2 separate regions of the Mus musculus genome follow, and region 1 is linked to region 2. Evidence: chromatin loops called from intact Hi-C (ENCODE). Cell type or tissue: heart. All regions are shown on one strand.

Evidence for each region. A loop is a pair of places that touch in the nucleus more often than their neighbours do. Peaks named below come from ENCODE experiments on the same cell type or tissue, not always from the same donor. Only the 100,000 strongest peaks of a DNase experiment are listed, where the experiment ranks them.
Region 1: it touches region 2 in a loop (3-fold over the local background); 27 of 42 quality-filtered maps call a loop at or near these places.

Annotation. Positions count from the first base shown.
Region 1 is chr14:102,806,119-102,814,118 of GRCm38, forward strand. No RefSeq gene overlaps it. Among named protein-coding and RNA genes, the nearest start is that of Gm41234, 15 kb to the left of the region's middle. In heart, a CTCF peak has its summit at 4,060; DNase peaks (open chromatin) are centred at 613, 4,073 and 5,843; H3K4me3 peaks cover 556 bases; H3K27ac peaks cover 807 bases.
Region 2 is chr14:102,979,858-102,987,857 of GRCm38, forward strand. Kctd12 (potassium channel tetramerisation domain containing 12) reads right to left here and starts at 2,780. Exons shown (of 1, transcript NM_177715.4): 1 at 1-2,780. The coding sequence starts at 2,583. The coding sequence ends at 1,600. Mir5130 (microRNA 5130) reads right to left here and starts at 2,775; the gene lies at 2,692-2,775. It overlaps 4933432I03Rik (RIKEN cDNA 4933432I03 gene), which reads right to left. Exons shown (of 3, transcript NR_045657.1): 3 at 7,555-8,000. In heart, CTCF peaks have their summits at 916, 1,732, 1,933 and 3,245; DNase peaks (open chromatin) are centred at 824, 1,854, 1,994 and 3,054; H3K4me3 peaks cover 3,543 bases; H3K27ac peaks cover 2,430 bases.

The DNA.
Region 1 (8,000 bases), 170 kb before region 2:
TGTCTGATCTCGGAAGCTAAGCAGGGTCCATTCCGGTTCCCACTTGGATGGGAGACCACCCTTTAAAGTAACCCACGCCTCACCAGAGTTAATGTTACGGTGTGAATTAGTGTGCCTGAGAACATGCTGTCACTGAATAGAGCAGAAAGGCAAAACAGTTTTGCTCAGCCTGCTGTCCTAAAGCCAGCACACAAAACAAATGTAAAATATCAGCAGAAAAATCCCCCGCTTCTGACATGTAAACTGTCCCAGCCACAAAACCACAGTGTAAGGCTTGGCAGTAAAACACTGTACAGTCTAAACTGAGTTAGGTGGCCACCCTGAGGGCACAACTCCTCAGATCCCAGAGAGATGAAGAGGCCTGCCACAAGTGGTCTGGGTTGTACTCAATCCCTCAACTGAAAATCAGACTTCTGTGCCGGGTGACAGACCGTTGGAGAAGCAAAGACTATTCCTGAAGGGTCGCAATGTAATGCCACAAGGCTCCTGAGCGCTGGGGAGCTACAGGAGACAGCATGACATCTTGCTCTTCCTGTGGGATGATTCGGCTTCTTATCTAAAGGAAATAGCAGAAGTGGAGCAGAGGGTAGAGAGGAGAGGAAATGGCGACGAGTGGAGGTCAGCCAGCCTGTGGTCACGTGGCTCACCTTCGCTGTCCTAGCCTCTGAAAACCGAAAATACAGAGGGAAATTGTGCCCTGTCAGAGAGTAACTGAGAACGCAGAAAGTTTTCAACACCGGAAACCTTGAGGGAATAATTAAAGCCTGTCGCACTATCCTTTCTGTTTGGGTCTCTGCTAGCAACCCTTCACACTACACACACACACACACACACACCAATAAGTGATCAGTCACACCAAAAAATGAGAAATTAATATAAGACTGGAAAAGGAGAAGATGTTAGAGACAAGCTTCTGTTTTTTTTAACAGGAAAGACAAGCAAAATTATTTGGGGCTTCCTCACCCCACCAAAAAGACAAAACAAAACAAAACAAAACAAAACAAAACAAAACAACTATTTCAGAAATGAGCTAGTCAGGTTTCTGGATAAAATGATGCAAGTCCTCATGCCTGCAAGATAAGCATGGGAGCATTTTACTAACTGAGCTATCCCCCAAACTACGTGTGTGTGTGTGTGTGTGTGTGTGTGTGTGTGTGTGTGTGTGTGTTCTCTGTGTGTTTTTTCTCTGTATGTGTGTTTTTTCTCTATGTGTGTGTTTTTTCTCTGTGTGTGTTTTTTCTCTGTGTGTATGTGTTTTGTGTGCGTATGTATGTGTTCTGTGTGTGTTTTGTGTATATGTGTGTTTTCTGTGTGTGCTATGTGTGTTCTGTGTGTGTTTGTATTCTCTGTGTGTGTGTTCTGTGTGTGTTCTGTGTATGTGTGTTCTGTGTGTGTGTGTTCTGTGTGTGTGTGTTCTGTGTGTTCTGTGTGTGTGTGTTCTGTGTGTTCTGTGTGTGTGTGTTCTGTATGTGTGTTCTGTGTGTGTATGTTCTGTGTGTGTGTTCTGTGTGTATGTTCTCTGTGTATTCTGTGTGTGTGATGAGTGTGTGTATGTGTGTGTGCGTGCGCTCACGCGCACACGCATTGCATGTGTGTATTCTTTTTTCCATTTGTTGTCTTCTATTTGGGAGTGGGTTTTGTCTGTCTTTTCTACTTATTTCTTGAACTTTACCAAATGAACAAAGTTAGGGCCCTTCAGTGATTGAAAAAGTGAATAAAATTTTAGTGGAAAATTTCTCCGCCATTTTGACTGTTTGCAAGTGGGCCAACCAGAGCATGGAGATTCTGGGGAAAATATGTGAGAAATGAATTTAAGTCGGTGATTATGGTTCATGTCTCCCTGCCCTTATGAACCTCTACCTGGGGGTCCACTCTGACCAACTGCTTTGTGAAAGACAAAGTTAGCTTCCCAAGTGAGCTGTTGGTGGGCTCGAAAGGAGAAATTTTATTCCACTGGATCCTTGACATCTTACGGAGACAGTCCCAGGTTTGTGCTTACCTCATGGGAAAATATGAGAAGAAAAGCAATGGTCCTCTTACAAATGTGTGAGACAGGCAGAGAAAGGGACTATGCAACAAACAGGACTCACAGGACAGGAGTCAGCCTTCTCTGGGATACGGAGCTATCTACAGTCTCCTTATATACATTCCTCCTTAGGGAAGAGCAGAAAAAGGCAAGACTATTTCTCTCTCGTGACTTCTTGAAGTCAGCAATAGAGGCATACATCTGGTCCTGATTCTGTGGGTCAACTCAAGGGCATGGAAGATCCAGATAAGATGTATCTACCAGAGAGAGAAGTATATGAATGGGGGACTAGCTGACCCTGCAGGTACCTCAGCAAACACTGTCCACCCACTAGGAGTTAACTGTGGACCTTCCCTGTTTTACTGTCTCTCTACCTCTCTGCCCCTGGATAGATCTCCAGCAGTAGAAAGCTAACCACCTCAGGCCCAGCTCTCAATCCATGAAAGATTTGAGACACTAGACTCATCCGTAGCTGTCAAAAGATTCCATGGTATATCCCACAGTCTTCCAGAAGGTTGGTAGCAAAACTGAATGCCAATTATCCATAGCAGTGATCCATTTATCGTCATCTTTACATAGGCTGGCATCCCTTCCTTCCTTATCTTACTTGTAAGTTGTCTCCTGGTACTTCCTGAGACACGGCATACCAGAGAAACCACTTGTAGTCAAGCCCTTGACTCAAGTGCAGCTTTGGGGGAGGTTACCCTAAAACACAGCCTTTCAGGAGGGAGATACCGGGTTCACATTATCTCTGGGACTCCTTCTTACTTTAAGTGCTTGGTTTAATAGAAAATCTCATGTGTTCTCAAACCAGCTACTTCATGTTGTGCCTCACAGTTACTGTGAAGAGGAGATTATACCAGCTACTGGGTGTATCTGCATTTCAGCATATGTCTGGGTCAGAAGTCACACGTGAATCCTCAAGAGATCACACTTTTTGAATGACCAATGTTTGACACAAGGATGGTGTTTATCAGTGTGAATTCTCTTTTCCTTTCTACCAGGAAACACACTTCTCTTGGCATCTAACTCAATGTGGATATGTGATTCCCAAGTGTTTTATCATCATCACAATAGATCTTAAGGACTATAAGTTCTTTCATTTCAAATCAAGTTTTGCTCAAATGAGGCAGACAGAGCCACCGCCTTCTAGTATGCATAAGCTTTCAAATTTCTGCAGACATGAACTGTTATATAGAAGGATATCTTTAACTGATATTTTAAATATCAAGTTCATTTAGCATATATATCATTAATGATTGATCCATCAGCTTCCTGGAGAACAACAAAGAATTTCAGATGTGCCTGGGACATGGAAAGAGTATGGAATGCATGTCACCCTGAAGGATTCTCCTATTCACAGTAATTGTGAGACTCCTGGTTTCTGGGCGACAGAATTTTCACTTCTCTCATTTCTAAAAGGCAACCTGGCTTCCCAGCTACAGCTCTCTGCTCCTTTAACTCAAAGAAAATCTGTGGCTCCTTTCTCATTTCCATTTTCCAAGGTCTCGCTCTCAGCTGTTCTTCTCCTCTCCTCTCATCCATCCATCCATCTCTCATGCCATTTCTCTCCCTTTCCTGAGCCCATGAGCCTCTTTTCTCCTGGTTAGCTTTCTACACCTAATCTATTACAGAATCAGACTCTCTCTCTACATGCCTTCCAGAAAATTCAATGAAAAAAAAAAAAAAACCCAAACCCATCACACCTACATCCCTGGAGCAGACACAGGTCTCAGCAGATGTTCTGAATTCCTTCTACAGGGACCTCACTACGAGGCTCTGTGCAGCCTTTAGGAATATATCCTTTAGCAACCTGCACATTGCTTTGCCCTTCCCTCTCTAACTTCTTTAAAATGAACCAGAGGAAAGCTCTTGTGATCAGAGTAGAAGAATATTGTGCTCCTGGTAGCAATAAATGCATTCCCTCATCAGATGATCAAACAAACTTTTCAGATGGAAGTTGCTGAGCCCAGACTTTGCCTTCCTCCCAGGATCCCCGAGGCCTCACCCTTCCTGTGCGAACTTGCAGACTTCCCTAACTGCCACTAGGGACCACAACTGCCTGACTCACAACCAACAGGAAGCAGGCTGTGAGGGGCCAGGTGAAATGAAGTCAAAGACACAGGAAATGCTCTGAGCCAGATTTCTATCATTGCCCCAGGTGATGTCCTTTGCCTGAGTTAGCTAACTATACAACCCAGCATCCTCCCCAGGTCGAGGCAGAGCTCAGATACCATCTGTCCCAATCTCTCACCCAAATAATAAATTCTGAAGGAAACATTCCTGCAGCTCAGCCAGGCAACTTCTGCCTGTTTGTAGAAGCCCTTGAGAAACATGTGGACAGACTCACTCCTCTCTTGTGCAAGCTACACTGCCTTGGGTTCTCCCTCACTGCTTGCTGAACACTTCCTATGGGGACCGTGTTCTTTTTGTTTCACTATTGTTAGCATGCTTGGTTTCAGGGCCAGGTTCAAAGTCAGTAACTCCAGCCACTAAAATTGATGAGGTGTTGTGACCATGTTATTATTTGCCACTGCTCTACTCTGTTGTAGGTAAATACCAGGTCTTAGGGGTAGGTGTTAAACATTCCTCACAAACAGTGTGTGGTGGAACAAGCCTGTAAGCCCAGCCCCTGGGAAGGTGAAACGGGTCACCAATCCCAAGCCATCCTGGAAAGCAAGACTCTGTCGCAAATAATTTTAAAAGAAAAAATTCTCATTACACACTAGAGTGGATATGTGCCTTTATTTAACTTCTTCCACATTTTTTAGTAATCGGGCAGAGGGATAAGAAAATAACAGCACAGCATTTTTTTTTTCTTACAATATCAAAACAAACCTTAAAATAGTACAACATTTCGAGACCTATATTTTTCCATCTCATGTAGCACCACACCTGGAAAGAATCGTCACTGAAAGAGCAATGAAAGTTAATGTAAGATGGGCAGGAAGAAAGGGAAATAGATGGAAAAGCAGAGTGTCCAGACATTAGGAAGAATCCCATGGGGTCTAGCTAGTATAGAAATATGAAGCCACTTCTCGCTTCATGCTGTGAGTGGCCATATACTAGACACTGCCAAGACATAATACCGCACAGGAACAGGCTGAGAATAGGGAAGGAGAACAAGAAAACAAGGAGCCGTGAAGAAACAGGAAAGAGAAAAGCCCTAAGAGGATATTTGCCTCACTTCACCGCTATTGCTACCAAAAGCAAGGGAGTTTCATTGTTCTCTCTCTCTCTCTCTCTCTCTCTCTCTCTCTCTCTCTCTCTCTCTCTCTCTCTCTCTCTCTCTCCCTGCCTCCCTCTCTCTCTCTCTCTCTCTCTCTCTCTCTCTCTCTCTCTCTCTCTCTGTCTCCTATTCTTGTAGCTCTGTGTAGCTCTAGTCATGACGATTTCCACAGTATTCAGCAGAAACATGCTCTACCCTCTGTATCTGGCATGCATTTGCAGCAGAGAACCCAGCATCCATACTGAGAACGGAAAACATAAGCCCTCTGACAGAAACAGAGGTTCGAAAGAACAGCTTCTTCCTGAGTTGAGAGTGTGCCTAGTTAGAACCAGAGTTGGGTGTGGGCTTGGGTTGTGCCATGCTCGGTTTTGCTGTGTTTTGTTAGGTTTTGTTTTCCAGGGGATAACATCTGGTGAGAGACCTTCAAGACGCCCAAGTAACTCTGCTGCAGGTTTAGCAGAGAAGAGCTGTGTTTGCTCAAAGACAGCTGTAGCATACACAAGGAAGACGCTTGCTGAAGGATTATTTCACACTCCCTGCTCTCTGGGTTTTGACTTTTTTCCTTTGGCCTCTACAATGCATTCCATTTGCATGTTGTTTTCCGTGTTGAGTGGAGCAGAACAGGCTGGGGAATCCAAACTGATGACTTCCAGAATCCTCTCTTAGGTCCTGGGAGTTTAACGCCTTTTCCCAGTACACTTGGAAGAGTTTCTCGGGCTATCTACAAAATCTCTCCCACGTCTGTGAATTTATTATTGAGTCTGCTGTTTCTATCGGTTAACTCTTCCAGATGGCGTTAGTTGCCTTGGAAGCTCCTGTTGTCTGTAAAATTTTACCTGAAGTTCACATCAGGCTGCTTGGTATTAAGACAAGAGTACAATGAGCAGAGATAATTGTAAAGAAGAGTCTCGGGTACTAAATATCTTTTGAATGCAATAATAAAAGATTTACAGTTTATTATTATTATTATCATCTAGTTACATCAATGAAAGGTTTCAAACACTCCAAATACCCAAATGTATTCAGTTTACATTTACAATATGCGCAGAATGGTAACCTGGCTCTGCAAAAGATAGAGCCTTTTAAAAAAAAATACAAGACATGGTCCCTGCACTCCCACAGTTTAAAATTGAACTAAACCACTGGGAACATTGAAGGGGCAGGCATGAGGAAGAGAGATCTCAGGGGGACCAGATCTGATACAGTTTTGAACAATGAGGATCCCTGCAGAGGTAAAGAGAGACAAGCTTCCAGTCTGAGAACAGCAGGATGAAAGTGTGAGAAAGGGAACCTTTAAGAGCATTCAGCAACAACCAGTAGGCCTGAAGAGGAAGCCAGCAGAGAGAGAAAACTAGTCCCTTAAGAGAGTTTCAATTGGACCATCTAGAAACTGCCATATCCAGGGATCCATCCCATAATCAGCCTCCAAACGCTGACACCATTGCATACACTTGCAAGATTTTGCTGAAAGGACCCAGATATAGCTGTCTCTTGTGAGACTATGCCGGGGCCTAGCAAACACAGAAGTGGATGCTCACAGTCAGCTGTTGGATGGATCACAGGGCCCCCAATGGAGGAGCTAGAGAAAGTACCCAAGGAGCTAAAGGGATCTGCAACCCTATAGGTGGAACAACATTATGAACTAACCAGTACCCCCGGAGCTCGTGTCTCTAGCTGCATATGTATCAGAAGATGGCCTAGTCGGCCATCACTGGAAAGACAGGCCCATTGCTCGTGCAAACTTTATATGCCTCAGTACAGGGGAACGCCAGGGCCAAGAAGTGGGAGTGGGTGGTTGGGGGAATGGGTGGGGGAGTGTGTGTGGGACTTTTGGGATAGCATTGAAAATGTAAATGAAATAAATACCTAATTTTTAAAAAAGAGTTTCAATCTTTTGAATTCTATGAAGAGTCCCATTCTCTTCTCTCTAGGATATCAAGTACATTAAACAGGCTTTGCTTTTTCTTCTAATTTTCTTTCTTTTTCCCAACCTCTCATTTATTTCAGTCTCCATTTTCTTTCCTTCTTTCTTCTTCTTCTTCTTCTTCTTCTTCTTCTTCCTCTTCCTCTTCCTCTTCCCCTTCCCCTTCCCCTTCCCCTTCCCCTTCCCCTTCCCCTTCCTCCTCTTCCTCTTCCTCTTCCTCTTCCTCTTCCTCTTCCTCTTCTTCTTCTTCTTCTTCTGTTGCGCGCGCTCAACAGGCCAGGAAGAACGACGCTGCTACAGGATCCTTCTGCACACATTTATTCAGTCCTGTTTCTTCTTGTTTATATCTCCCCCTTGTTTACATCTCCCTTGTTTATATCTCGCCTGTTTATATCTCCCTCGAACCCTGGGTCTCTCACTCTTTTATACTCTCAGTTCCCATCCACACACTGCAGGCCACGCCACCTCACCAGGCACGCAGCTTCAGCTAATCAGGGCAGCAGGGGCATATCTCCACCAAATTGGATTCACCTGTATCCTGGTACACCTGCGCAGCACTCAAGATGTTTGTGTCTTATATGAGGAAGTCAGGTGCAAGTCATATGACTTAGCTGCAGTCCCTGGCGCCTTTAGGACTGCCGCCACACCTGCTCCTAACATCTCCCCCTTTTTTCTTTTCTGGCAGAGAGAATGTCTGTAGATAGCCCCTCGCAACCATGCCCCTTACCCGTCCTTGGGTGACAAACAGCATTGGTTTGATCCCTGTCTTAGGTTGGTGACATGCCCAGGGAGTCTTATCACTGACTACCTCTCTATCATGC
Region 2 (8,000 bases):
CACTGGGAATTCATTCCACGTGAGAGGAAAGGCAATAAGGCAAAGGTCCCCTGTTTCTGTTGCATTCACCTAAATACCGCGTTATTGCTCGGCTCACACTGAAGTACTTATTTGCCTTCATTTAGAAACATTCCACTTGACAGCTATCTACAGATGGGCAGCCCCCCCCCCCCGTGCTTCCGTTGATCTTTCGAATCTGTCACTGCAACGTCAAACAAACGCAGGAAAGAAAGAGCATTGTTCCGGTTTTCAGAACAGCCCAGCAGCCCACACTTGCTGGCCTTGCAGAAAACATCAATTTAAAAACACTACTGCTAACAATAATAATAATAATAATAAAGAGATCTGAAGTCTAAGTAATTAAAAATCAAACTTATTTTGCTTAAGTAAATAGGCTATAAGTGAGGAAATAGAATCAACAAGAAAAATAAATGTTCAAATCACTAAAAACTCTACTAGGTAACTCTTTGGTTAGGTTATACAAGTATTAGCAACTAAGTTTAGGACTCAAAATAGCTCGATAGACTTCCAGCTGAAGATGGGTCTTCTACTAATCTTGATAAAATCTAAGTTTACACGTACTGTTTCATATTTTTTTAAATGCGCACATACTCAAATGGATTATACAAACTTCCAACTTTCAAATAATAAATGAGCATGTCCCCCTCCTCCCTCCCGCCCTTCCTCCCATCTTTCCTCCCTCCCCAACCCTCCCACAGTCCTAGACCTAAGTAAGGGCTGACTGTCCCTACTAACCACTCCTGCGTTACTGGGTCACTGCCAGGTGACTTCTAGAAGCGCTGCCTCCCGCTCCCTGCCTGCTCCTAGCCTAGAAGCCTTAACCAACAAAACCTAAAGCTCGGCAAACAGCTGAAGAGAAAGGGCGCCTCCGCAGGCAGGAGGATTGCTTTCTACAATTTTAAGCCACAGGAGATCTAATGTGTTGGGGGTAAATAGAACTCTCCCCTGTTGCCAGTACTAGAATTTACTTCTACCTGTAACTTTAAAAACAAACAAAAAAATCTCTTTATTTACAGTCTCTGAACTGCGTCCTTGGGGTCTTCCAGCATACGGTCTACCATTCAATTGTCTAAAACTCTCTTTCTAATGAGGGTCAAATCTCTAACAACCTTTTAAAGCACTCTCTCCACACAGCACTCTCAGTTCTGATCTCTGAAACCGCTATGGAGTCAAAGGGTTTAAGATGTCAAGGACTCGTCCGAACTGCACGCCGGACACCGTGCAATCCGATTCTGATCAATTCAGTCATTCCCAGGTACTTGGTGACTGTCCCACTAGATCACGACAATCTGGGGGAAGGGTGGTTGGAGGCCAGGAGTAGAGGAAGCATGAGTGAAGGGCTACATCAGAACACTCTCTCGGCTAGTGGGGTCCAAAGATGATGAAGACGCCCAGAGGATTTGTGGCTGCAGATTCGCAAGTGGGGTGCAGACGGGTCTGGGTGACCTACTAGGAGATCTGGGGGTGGGGGCAGAAGGAATCGGGAAACAGGGAGGAAGCGAGGGCATCTATAATCCTGTCCCCCGAGGGGAGGAAGGGAAGTGGGCACCGGAGTGGCGAGGGGCGGGCGTGGGGAGCTCACTCCCTGCAGAAGACGTACTCGGTGTAGCTGGTCCAGATCTTGTCCTCGCTCTGGTCGGTGCTGCTAGCAAAAGCGCAGGTGCCCGTGGAGCTGCACGCCACCATGTGGAAGCCCGACTCGGACAGCTTATCGAAGGCCTGCTCTAGGAAGTTGAACTTGAGGTAATAGCGGGAGGTGTAGCGCTCCGGGGGCCGGTCGGGGTCCCGGCTCTCATTCAGGGTGTCCCCAAACACCTCCTTGGCCAGCGACGTCTTGCCGCACACGGTGATGCGCGCCACCCGCCGGAACTTGGCGTCCGCCTGAGCGTCGCGCCCGATGGTGTAGGAGCCGCGGTAGCCGATGGTGATGTAGCCGGAGCGCCGGCTGCCGTCCAAAGACTGGGACGGCGTGAGCAGGGGCCCCGCCGCGCCCCCGGACGGGCTGCGGCTAGCCAGCTCCAGCGTGGGCGAAGGCGCCCCGGCCGAGGCGCCCTCCTGCGGCTCGGGCTCTGCGTAGCCCAGCGGCAGCAGCTCATCGCCCAGAGAGCCCTCCTTGTGCACCCCGCGGCGCGAGTGCGGCGGCGGTGGCCCCGGACCGGGTTGCTGGGGCGCCCCGAGGCGACGCACGAGCTCCGGCAGCTCGAAGTACTCGGCCTCGCGCTGCAGCCGGCTGCGCTCCGGGAAGTAGTCGGGCAGCACGAGCTGCAAGTCCCGCAGGTAATCCAGGATGTAGCGGAAGAGGAAGCCGTCCCGGTCCAGAAAGAAGCGGCCTTTGCTGTCCCGGGCCAGCTCCTGCGGCTGCTGCTGCGTGAACATACGCCAGAGCAGCGAGTCGGGCACGGACACCACGGTGCAGCGCCGGGTCACATACACCTGCCCTCCCACGTTCAGCTCTACGATGTCCGGGAAGAGCGGCGGCTCCGCCGAGGACGACGACGAGCCGCTGCCACCTCCGCCTCCGCCCCCGTTGGGTAATCCTCGGGTGCTGTCCGCCAGAGCCATGGCCAAAAAGAGGTGGCCCGGATGGGCCAAGTGGCAGGGAGCGGGGTCGCGATCGGAAGCCCCAGCGGCTCTTATCGGGGAGCCCTGCGCTCAGGCGGCGGCCGGCCACTGAGAGCCGCGCGGTGCGAGCGCGCAGCAGTGCGCCCACGAGAGCCCCGGTGCGCTGCGCCTGCCTCGCCCGCGCGCTCCAGGCGAGTGGCGGGTCGCGGCCCGCGCGCCGCTTAAGTAGAGCCGCCCGCTTGGGCGGCGCGGCGCGCAGGAGGCGGTGGGCGGCTGCGGAGCCGCTGAGCTCGCTCCCGGGGCGGGGAGGGCTGGGGCGGGGTGGGGGTGGGGGAGGAGCGGGGAATGCATTTGCATGCTAAACGCTGACGCGGCTCGGGGCTGCAGGCTCCACCCTGACCCGCGCGCTCCGGGGGACGACCGGACTGTCACCGCCCGTCCGCCCACCCGCTCCGGGCCCAGCTCCTCTTCCTCTTCCGCAGTGGGTCAGAGCCTCCAGGCGCTTCTCCAGGAGGCTGATCACTAAAGCGATCCTCTTGTGTTCCCACCTCCCCTCCCGCCGCCCTTCTCGGCTGACCGCAGCCGGCACCCGGGGACTCCAGAAGGGGTTGGAAACTTTCTGGCAGAGTGGAAAAGCTTGATTGCCTGCGGCTAGCGCCCTCTAGACCTACCCGCTTCTAACAGTGCAGAGCGCTGCTGTTGGAGATCCATCCCCGGGTCTCTGGAAGTTCTGAAGAGACACTAACTTGGAAAGGATGCACCGGTCCCTTCAAGTCCAGACCACCCAAAGGTTTTTCACGTGACTATGTGACTAGCGTATAGCCTCGAAAAATCCCTAGAAACCACAAGCGAATGCTTCGCGAAAATGCTCTGTTAGATTATTTTGCGAGAGCATAAAGTCTTTGGTTAGGAAACCACAACACAGTACTGCAGTGAGCAGAAATGACTAGGAGAGGAAGTTGGGTGGACACAAAGGGGGGGGGAGGGGCTTACACTGCGTGGGCAAGAAAAGCTAATAAGCGCCTCCAATAGTGGGACGTGAGGCCTCCGGTTGCTTTCAGCCATCTGTAAATCGCACCAGAAAATTCCAATCTAATATTTTCTTTTATTCGTATTATTAGTATTTAATGATTTTACTAGTATTTCATTATTTTACTAAAATTCCGCTGATGTTTTATTTGTTCCTTGAAATGTTAATGCACGTATAGAAAATAATTTACTTTTAGCCCATGCATAACTGTTCTAAAGGTCCAGTAACCCGTGTTCTCCTCCTCCCTCCATCGTTCTCTTCTGTACTTTACAAGACCGTCCACCAGAGAAGAAAGGCTGTGTAGGTCTGAAGGCCCTTCAGATTTAGCCATGCTCTCTATGGACTCCTACTTGTTCAGCGTTTGGAGTCATGCACAAATTTCAGCCCACAGAATTCTGCCACTGCCGGGAAACCTTCCATGGTCTCCCAGGGGAATGAGACAGGTTGCTCTTCAAATTCCCATCTTTGCACTTGGCACGTTCTGAAATCTCAAATTTGTGGTCTGTTATCTGATCGTTGGTTTTTGGTGAATAAATAGATAAGGGCTTCAAGAAGCCCAAGATAGAGGAGACTCTGAAAAACCACAATTTTAATAAATGCTCTTATACGTTGCTGGGCATCAGGCTGTGGAGAATTCAAGGCTGACTACCTACATCTCCTTTAGAGCAGCCAAGAGGCAAAGGGTTGGCCATCTGAACAGTTATCAGATCACTTTGAAGGACAGGCTGTCAATCACAATAAGCCCAGAAAGATCTTTGTCTTAATAATGATGTCTACCCTTTGTGCGACTGTCCAATGAGCTTGATAGTCTTCTCACGGATGAATGTCATTTTCATTTCTGAAATGTTTATGTCTGCCAAACAATTACTGCACTCGTGTCACAGAGCTGAAATAAGATCAGGCCCCAGACCAGCCTGCTTAATTGCAGGCACAGATTTCTGATACTGAATATATTTCACCATTCTTCAACTGTTCCTTGGGATAAATGATAGATGACAGGAAAGTTCCGAGTCCCGACACTGAATGTGATATATCAGCATCTCAGGCCTGACAAAACTGCCACTTTTCTGTAAGCCCAAGAAAAGACTTCAGTGTCACCTTGGCACAACTGGGTCATTGTTCTATGCTGCCATGTCTCCCTTCAAGATCCTTCCCGTCTTAGGGTCACTACCTCTCCACCACCCCTCAAGACCAAGCCAACATTACCTCATGTTGACCAAGCCAACATCACCTCATTATCACCTCAGATCACTGCCTGGACCTCCAAACTGCCTCTACTCTAGCACCCATCAGTCTTCCATCACTAGACCAAAGAGAAGGATCCAGTCAGACCCTGTGTTGTGTGTTTCTTCCCACGTCACACATGAGCAAAACCAAAGTCCTTCTAATGATGTGACAGATGCTTGCTTGTTTCTGACCCACACATGCTTCTTTGACCCATGCCATAACACTTTGCAATGAATGTGCTGGGTTCTCATGCCATTGGCCCTTCCCCTCTCTCTTTCCTTAAATGACTCGTCATCCCCCACACTGTGTCCCACCCCTTCCTTCTTCCCTTCCCCAGGTCCCCTTTGCCCATTACCCTGTTCAATGAAGTGCAGCTCTATTCCACAGCTTTCTCTTCCCTGCCTTCTTTGTTGAAAGTCTCTTTCCCTGTGTCAGAATGTAAGACCCAAAGAGGTCAGGGATATTTCTCAGCTCTGTTCATTACTATATCCTTAATATCCAGAACACAGCCGGGGCTCTATAATCTTTTGATAAATACTTTGATCATTCACTTATTCCCTCTGTAGTCATTCAAGGTCTACCACCATGTTCCAGGAAGTGTGTTCAGAATAATCACTGCCCTCTTAGAGCTTATACTACACACACATACACACACACACACACACACACACACACACACACACACACACACACACTGTTTGGATAATAATAAACATCACACGTACCAAAAATAATTCATGAAATGAAATAAAGGGACAATGTGAACATCACTCCTGCTGTAGAGTATCTGAGGAAGGTGTCTCTGAAAATGATGCTGGAAGAGCCCCAGCACATTCAAGAACAGTAGCATTTAGCATTCTAGACAGACATCAGACAAGTCCAAGGGTCTGGGTCAGGAATTAGCTCGTCTCACAGTGCAAGTTTATGCAGTGTCATCTCCTTGTGTCCTGTAAACACCAAAATGCCCTTGATGTCATCACTGACTGCAGTCTGAAAGTGAGGTGTGCCTATGGCAGGCAGCATGCAGCCATCCTTCTCTACCTCTTGAGATGACACATTTGTCCACCCCAAGCTACTTGAGAATAGGTGTCTGGTTGATTTTGTGTCTTTTGATTCTTGCCTATTAGTTAGAATCACAAAATCTAGTAAGCTTGATGCCTGGGTGTGTTCCAGGGTCATAGCTCTTTTCATCATCCAGGATGTTAAATATGCCCAGTTGGATGGAGACCCAGAAAGACCTTAGAAAAGCATCATCCACATGTTTAGACTCAACCTGTTCTTCAGCAAAGGATACACTGATGGCCTCTATTCTTTTTCATGTGACTCTGCACTTTCCTAAGAGAGAACATACCTTGCCAGAACTTGGGCCTTTGAAATTAAAGTAAAAGATACTGCAAGCACCTGTAGACCGAGTTCTAATCTTTTTTTGTTTTTTTGGTTTTTTGTTGTTGTTGTTGTTTTTTCAAGACAGGGTTTCTCTGTGTAGCCTTGGCTGTCCTGGAACTCACTCTGTAGACCAGGCTGGCCTCGAACACAGAAATCTGCCTGTCTCTGCCTCTCCAGTGCTGGGATTAAAGGCGTGCGCCACCACCACCCGGCCCGACTTCTAATCTTTTTTTATTAGGTATTTTCTTCATTTACATTTCCAATGCTATCCAAAAGTCCCCCATACCCTCCCCCCGACTCCTCTACCCACCCACTCCCCCTTTTTGGCCCTGACGTTCCCCTTTACTGGTGCATATAAAGTTTGTAAGACCAATGGGCCTCTCTTTCCAGTGATGGCCAACTAGGCCATCTTTTGATACATATGCAGCTAGAGACAGGAGCTCCGGAGGGTACTGGTTAGTTCATATTGTTGTTCCACCTATAGGGTTGCAGTTCCCTTTAGTTCCTTGGATACTTTCTCTAGCTCCTCCATTGGGGGCCCTGTGATCCATCCAATAGCTGACTGTGAGCATCCACTTCTGTGTTTGCTAGGCCCCGGCATAGCCTCACAAGAGACAGTTCTAATCTTATCCCAACCTACCGTAACCTGCTTTTCCAACCAGCATTCCCCACCCCCACCTCGCCCTACAGAAGCCTTTGGAGAATACTCCTCAGTGAGTTGAGGAAAGGAACTTTAGAGACAACTCACAGCTCAAGGGGAAGGACTAACAGGAGCTGAATGAAGTGAGTCCCTCAGAGGAGTGAGTGGATTTAATATATGTGAAAATGATCTGGAAGCTGTAAAACACCATTCAAGTGTCAGAGTCATTATTTCCCACCACTTATCATGGTGCCCGACAAGTCTGCTCAATAAATACTGAATGCATAAATGAATGGTGGAGACATTAAAATGGATGCTATGAGGAAAGAGCAGAGAGACAGGACCAGAAATTGTCCTGAACAAATGTTTGGCGCATTTATCATCCTCCCAATATGTGTAAATCTTTCCTATTCTGTGAAAATCATTGGCTTTTACATTTAGAGGGAGAGAAGAATTGTGTGTAGGGATTAATTAAATACCATCAGGTTTAAGTAAACATCGATCTTAATTAAGATTTGGTTTAAAATGCACCAATTTCTAATCTTCAAAGAGACAAGATTATGAGAAAGGCATTGAGGAATTACAAGAAAACAAAAAGTATCCCAACACTATAACAGAATCACTGTGGGTTGGAGTTTTTATATTTAATATTTTATGTTTAATAGAACCAAAAAGAGAATCGAACTGTCAGGTAATTGATTTTAATTTTTCATTTGTGTCTTTACAAGCGATATTTAAGACTTTCCCAGAAAACATTGATACAATAGTATCTCACTAGCCCTTACCACACACACATATCAGACCTATGTAGCAATGCAGACATGGGCTCATTGAATTGCTACAGTAGCTCTATTCTATTTTAGCACCGTGAGAACCCAACTGGGGGATAATAAACAGTTAAAACAGAAAGAGGCTTTTTCCTGGATCACACAACACATAAGTAATTACACTGAGATTTGAACCTGGGCGTCTGGCTTTAGACTCTGCTTGCTTTATTTGTACTAAGCTGTCATTTCTATTATTTTGCAGATGAGAAACTCAAGGCAAAGGGGCAGGCATAGGCAACTTGGAACAATCTTAGTGCAACTCCAGAGCTTTGCCGGAGGCCGTGGGGTGTTCGAAAACCTGGGTGTT